Regions from separate parts of the Homo sapiens genome. Here region 2 is linked to region 1. A link is a contact called in ENCODE Hi-C or POLR2A ChIA-PET data. All regions are on one chromosome and are shown on one strand. Each heading gives the region's core, a stretch centred on a gene start or an enhancer-like site at or near the end of the contact. The rest is flanking DNA. Distances are from core to core; before and after follow the strand shown. Region 1 overlaps NOVA2 (NOVA alternative splicing regulator 2). Region 2 holds the start of CLEC11A (C-type lectin domain containing 11A).

What was found. A loop is a pair of places that touch in the nucleus more often than their neighbours do. ChIA-PET counts read pairs that join two places held with the same protein, here RNA polymerase II (POLR2A).
Region 2: a loop to region 1 is called in a map of sciatic nerve, with 11 times the contacts of the local background. The contact joins the promoter of CLEC11A here to the enhancer-like site in region 1. A Hi-C loop is called at or near these places in 1 of 168 maps with a recorded cell type or tissue (sciatic nerve). POLR2A ChIA-PET finds 5 or more read pairs at or near these places in 1 of 52 experiments (HEK293T).

The regions. Positions count from the first base shown.
Region 1 is chr19:45,954,714-45,957,413 of GRCh38, reverse strand. All of the region lies in intron 2 of NOVA2 (NOVA alternative splicing regulator 2), which reads left to right. Among named protein-coding and RNA genes, the nearest start is that of NOVA2, 18 kb to the left of the region's middle. Within about 2 kb of position 1,338, at least 10 of the 41 ENCODE cell types and tissues checked have a DNase peak (open chromatin) inside an H3K27ac peak, as active enhancers do.
Region 2 is chr19:50,722,082-50,724,781 of GRCh38, reverse strand. CLEC11A (C-type lectin domain containing 11A) reads right to left here and starts at 1,418. Exons shown (of 4, transcript NM_002975.3): 1 at 1,110-1,418; 2 at 691-877; 3 at 181-372. The coding sequence starts at 1,256. RefSeq lists a silencer at 1-69.

The DNA of each region.
Region 1 (2,700 bases), core at 89-2,588:
GCGTCCATTACCATGCCCAGCTAATTTTTTGTATTTTCAGTAGAGACAGGGTTTCACCATGTTAGCAGGCTGGTCTCGGACTCCAGACCTCAGGTGATCCACCCGCCTCGGCCTCCCAAAGTGCTGGGATTACAGGCGTGAGCCACTGCACCTGGCCTGTATATTTTTTTTTGTAGAGATGGGGTCTCGCTATATTGCCCAGGCTGAACTCCTGAGCTCAAGCCCTCCATCCACCTTGGCCTCCTAAAGTGATGGGATTGCAGGCATGAGCCACTGTGTCCCACCACACACACTTCAAAAAACATTTTTATAGTTTTATAACATACCTCTATCAACGTGCATACTCTTGAATGACTACTTAATACATTCATATTCTTTTTAATATCAAAAATACAAAAATAAAACTGTCATCATTTTATGCCTCCCTCCAAGATACACACATAGAGCTGATCACTCCATGCACCCCAAATTTAGCAGAATGCACAGACTCTGAAGCCAGACACCTGGGTTCAAATCTCTGAACATCCACTACCATCTAAGAGAACTTGAACACATCTTGAGCCCTCTCTGTGCCTCGGCGTCCTTAGCAGGGAATCAGGGACAATAATAATATTGCCTACTTCATATATTAAGTGAACACGTATGTATAAAGTGCTTTGGTCAGGTGCGATGGCTCACATCTGTAATCCCAGCACTTTGGGAGACCAAGGCGGGTGGATCACTTGAGGCCAGACTGGCCAGCATGGTGAAATCCCATCTCTACAAAAAATGCAAAACTTAGACGGGCGTGGTGGCACACGCCTGTAATCCCAGCTACTCAGGAGGCTTAGGCATGAGAATCACTTGAACTGGGAGGCAGAGGTTGCCGTGATCTGAGATCGCACCGCTGCACTCCAGCCTGGGCGACAGAATGAGACTCTTGTCTCAGGGAAAAAAAAAAAAAGTGCTTAGAATGGTGCCTGAGGCTTGGGTTGTATAAGGGTCAGCTATTATTAGACACTCTTGTGGGGCTTAACCAACCTCCCCAAAAGCCCCTGTGGGCCCCCTTGTAAAAACTACAAGGGGATGGAAGGTCAAAGACTTCCTGAGTTGGAAGGAAGCTTCACAGAGAGGCAAACCCTCGGCCAGCTCTTCCTGGGGCATCCACCTCCCCCTACCCCGCCCCCCAGTTCCCACCCCAACCCACACCCTTTCCTATTTACACCAGACGGAGGCAGACTGCAGGCTGACTCACCCTTGGCTCAGACCAAGCCATTGTTCTGGGGTGGGGAAGGGGGGGTAGTAAGAGTGAGGAACATGGCCCAAAGCGGGTGGGGGATGTCAGCTACACAAGTGACCCACAGACAGTGACGCCCAGACACATGGCGAGGCTGGCCTGCCAGACTGGGAAATGGCAATTGAGGAGTCAGGGTCGTGTCACCAGCGTGCTGCACTGAAGTGCTTGCTGGACACTGACACACACCCCAGGTATCCCAGACACACAGGTACACAGCCACACGGTGCCTGGTGCACACTCAAGACACTTTTTGTTTTTTTTCTTTTTTTTGTTTTTTTTTTGAGACGGAGTCCCGCTCTGCCGCCAGGCTGGAGTGCAGTAGCATGATCTCGGCTCACTGCAACCTCCGCCTCCCAGGTTCAAGCGATTCTCCTGTCTCAGCCTCCCGTGTAGCTGGGACTACAGGTGCGTGCCACCACGCCCAGCTAATTCTTGTATTTTTAGTAGAAACAGGGTTTCACCATGTTGCCCAGGATGGTCTCGATCTCTTGACCTCATGATCTGCCCACCTCGGCCTCCCAAAGTGCTGGGGTTTCAAGCGTGAGCCACCGCACCCGGCCACACTCAAGACCTTTTACATTCTCAGGGGCAGAATCCCCTTCAAAGAGAGAGAGACACACTCACACTCCACGCATCACACACATCCCGGCTCACCCAGGCACGCACATTCTCACACTGACCAGTCAAGTTTTCTTTGTCTCGCTGTAATTCACATGTTCAGACACACACATACACAAACACACCAGTCATCCAAAAAGTCCTACAAACTGACACCTGAGTCTACCTGTCTGTCTCTCCTTCTCAGGTTCACACACACTGGTCATAGGGTCTTTCCTGTCTCCTGTACATATGTGTATATTCACACTGGTCATCCAAATAGTCTCAGAAACATCCAGAAGTGTGTCTCTCTTTCACTTTCACAAACACACGTACACACACAAATGCAGACACATACACTGCCATCCAGTCTCAAAGTGGTATATATTCATTGTGTAGCCTCTATCCCACTTTGTGAGATTCTTTTGTTTCTTTCTCTCAAACTCTCACATACACTCAGCTCTGTCTCACAAAGAGTCTACATAACCTTCATCATCAAAGCGACACCAAAGTCTGTCCCACACACAAGGGCACGCACGAACATCTTCACCGGAATCACTGTGTCACATAGTCTGTTCATAAGGCAGTCTCTGCACTTTATCTTCTACAAACACAGATTAGGATCATCTAGCTAGTCCTGCTCAAGTACACACACACACACACACACACACACACACACACACACCACTCACCAGCCTCGCAGACACACACACTGGTCACAGTGTCACCCAGAATCTCTTTCACACACATATCCCAATACCCCCCAGTTTCTCTCTCCCCCGTGCCCCCACTCCCTAACACTCTCATGCAGAAATGAGAAGGATGCC
Region 2 (2,700 bases), core at 169-2,668, 4.8 Mb before region 1:
GGGTCTGGAGTGCCCACCCGCTCCCTGCATTCAGCCTCCCAGCTCTCTAACCCCGTCCGCTAGCACACAGCAGCTCTCCCGAACTCTCCCGCCCCGGACACCTAGGGTCACCTTCTCAACCAGTCCCATTCCTGGCCCAGATAGTCTCATTTTTTTCCACCCCGCGCGCCGCGGACTCACCCTCCAAGCGGCCGTGCTCGCGCTCGGCGCGACCCTGCGCCTCCTGCAGGGCTTGCACGGCATCGCGGGTGTCGCCTGCCGCGTTCCGCAGCTGCCGCAGCCCCTGGGTCAGCTCGACCACGCGGGTGTCCAACGCGTGCAGACGGACGTGCAGCTGGTGCAGGCCTGCGTCCAGGCCGGCCAGGCGGCCCACTGCGGACAGACAGGGATCATGCTGGAGGGGGAGCCTGGAGATGCAGCGGGGGGCCTGAGGACCTGGAGAACTGGGATCTAGGGCTCCTGAGGGCGGGGTGGCGGTGGGGGGGGCACCCCGGACTCCTGGAAGGTAGGGTCGAGTGGCCCAGGCCTTTAGGAGGCATGGCCGTGGACCTGGGGCTCCTAGGGGTGTGGGGGCTCTGGGCTGGGCAATGGACAACTGAAAGGCCACTTGGCAGTGAACCGACCCTTCATTTTTGCGAAAGTGACCGCGGCGGCCTAGGAGTTTGGGGGTGAGGGCTTCTGGTTACTCACGGATGTAAGTGACGATGTCCTCAGGGGTGGGAGAGGGGCTGGGGCCGGAGGATGGGGTTGGCGTTGCTTCCTCCTCCTCTTCCTCCCCCTGGTCCTCCTCCATCTCCCAGTCCTCTTTTCCCTCAACAGTTCCGGCAGGATTCTCATCCCCCCTCCCAGCAGGCAGTCCTAGGGCTTCCTGCAGATGCTGGGGCAGGGGAGGGGTGGTGAGCCCCAGCCTGCCACCAAGATGCCCCATTCACCCCTTTCCAACTCATAACTCATTCTCTGCTGCCTGAGTCCTGTCTCTGAGCCCATCACCCTCCCACTCCTCTGAGACTATCCCAATCGCTCCTCATTGTCCATTTCCCTAACCTTGCAATACCCCCTCCCAGACCCACAGTTCACCACCCATAGCTCCCTGACACTCCAGAGCTCACCTTCAGCATCAGGGCCTCCCTCTCCCGCTCCTCCTCCTGGGCACCTCCCCAGCCTCCCTCCCACTCCCTCTCTGCTCCCCGAGCCCCATGGCCAAAGCCCAAGAGCTGGGGGACCACCAAAGCCCCCAAAAGCCAGGCTGCCTGCATTAAGCTGGACTCTTGGCACCCAAAGTTCCAGATGTCTGGATGTCTGGGGTGGGAGGGGTGGCCTCTGGGAACTGCCGAGTGCCCCTGCCCTGTGTGCAGGTCACTAGCCCCCAGGTTCCCGATTCTCCCAGCTTCTCTCTTCCTGTTCCTCTCCTCGTCTCTGTCCGGTCCGTTGGTCTCCTCTGCTTCTCTGTGTGTGTCTCTCCCCGCCCCTCTTGGCTCCCCGGAGGCCCTGCCTCTGTGGCCGGAAACCTCCAACGTTCCAAAGCCTAGATCCCGCCTTGGGTCTCCTCGCACACCCTCCTCTTTCCACTTTCCAGAGCTCGCTTCCGCCCTGCTCTTTCCTTCTGCTGTAGCCCAAAGATCAGATAATCAGGAAGAGGATGGAGCTGGCTCTCCAAGGAATCTTGGAAAACACAGGCCCCGGCCTCAGCCCAGGAACCCGCTCAGAACCATCTCGGCAGTGGTGGGATGCTGGGACCGAGCACTGCTCCCTTCTTCCCTGCCTGGCCATTCCTAAGGAGGGGCAGACCTCAGGGTCTCGCTGAGGTTGTTATTACCCTGTGGCCACCATCGCCTGCACACTCAATGGAGGAGACTCCAGGGCCCCTCCTGCCCCCTAGATTGCCCATCCTACCCTCCAAGCCCTTGTCTGGAGATCCAAGTGAGTGTGTGTGGGGGCAGGGTGACACATGTGAAGAGCACGCGTGTGACTGTGTGCATGACCCTGGAAGACGGGGCTCGGGGATTAATTGGCCACTTTACTAGAAGCCTCCTGCAGGCCAGGCTGTGGGCTGGGTGATGCTGGGGACTCCAGCTGCTTGCAGACCAGCAGCCAGATAGCTCCGGGGATGAGGGGGCTGGAGATGGGAGAGGGTGAGGAGTCTGGCGGAGCAGTCAGGGAAGGTTTCTCCAGGAGGTGAAATCGACAGACGCTAGGTTGTGTGCTCAAGGAGCTCTGAGCATTCAGCAAGCCACCTCATTTCAGCCTGGACCACTGCAGTCTCGCCCTCCCCCTCCTTCCTCCTGAGCCCCTCCAATCCCGGCTGCTTGCCGCAGCCAAAGCAATCCTTCCAAACCATAAATCAGATCACATCACTCCCCACTCCCCTGCTCCCCCACCTTCCCATCATAAGCAGGAGGGAAGCCAAGCCCGGGCCTCAGTCCTCAGCGCAGCCTACCATGCTGGGGGCTGGGAAGGAAGAACCCTTTGCACCTCTGCAGCCTCATCACCCCCATTCCCTTCACCCACCCCCAGCCTCCACCTTCCCTGGCCTCTTGGCTCATCCCCAAATACTAAGCTGATTACAACCTCAGAGCATTTGCACTAGCCCTTTCCTCCTTCTAGAAGCCTCTTTCCCCAGCTCCTTCTCATCATCGAGGTCTCAGCTCCAGGAGGTCTTCCCCAACCACCTTATCTATTCCGCAAGTTACTTTATTAAAA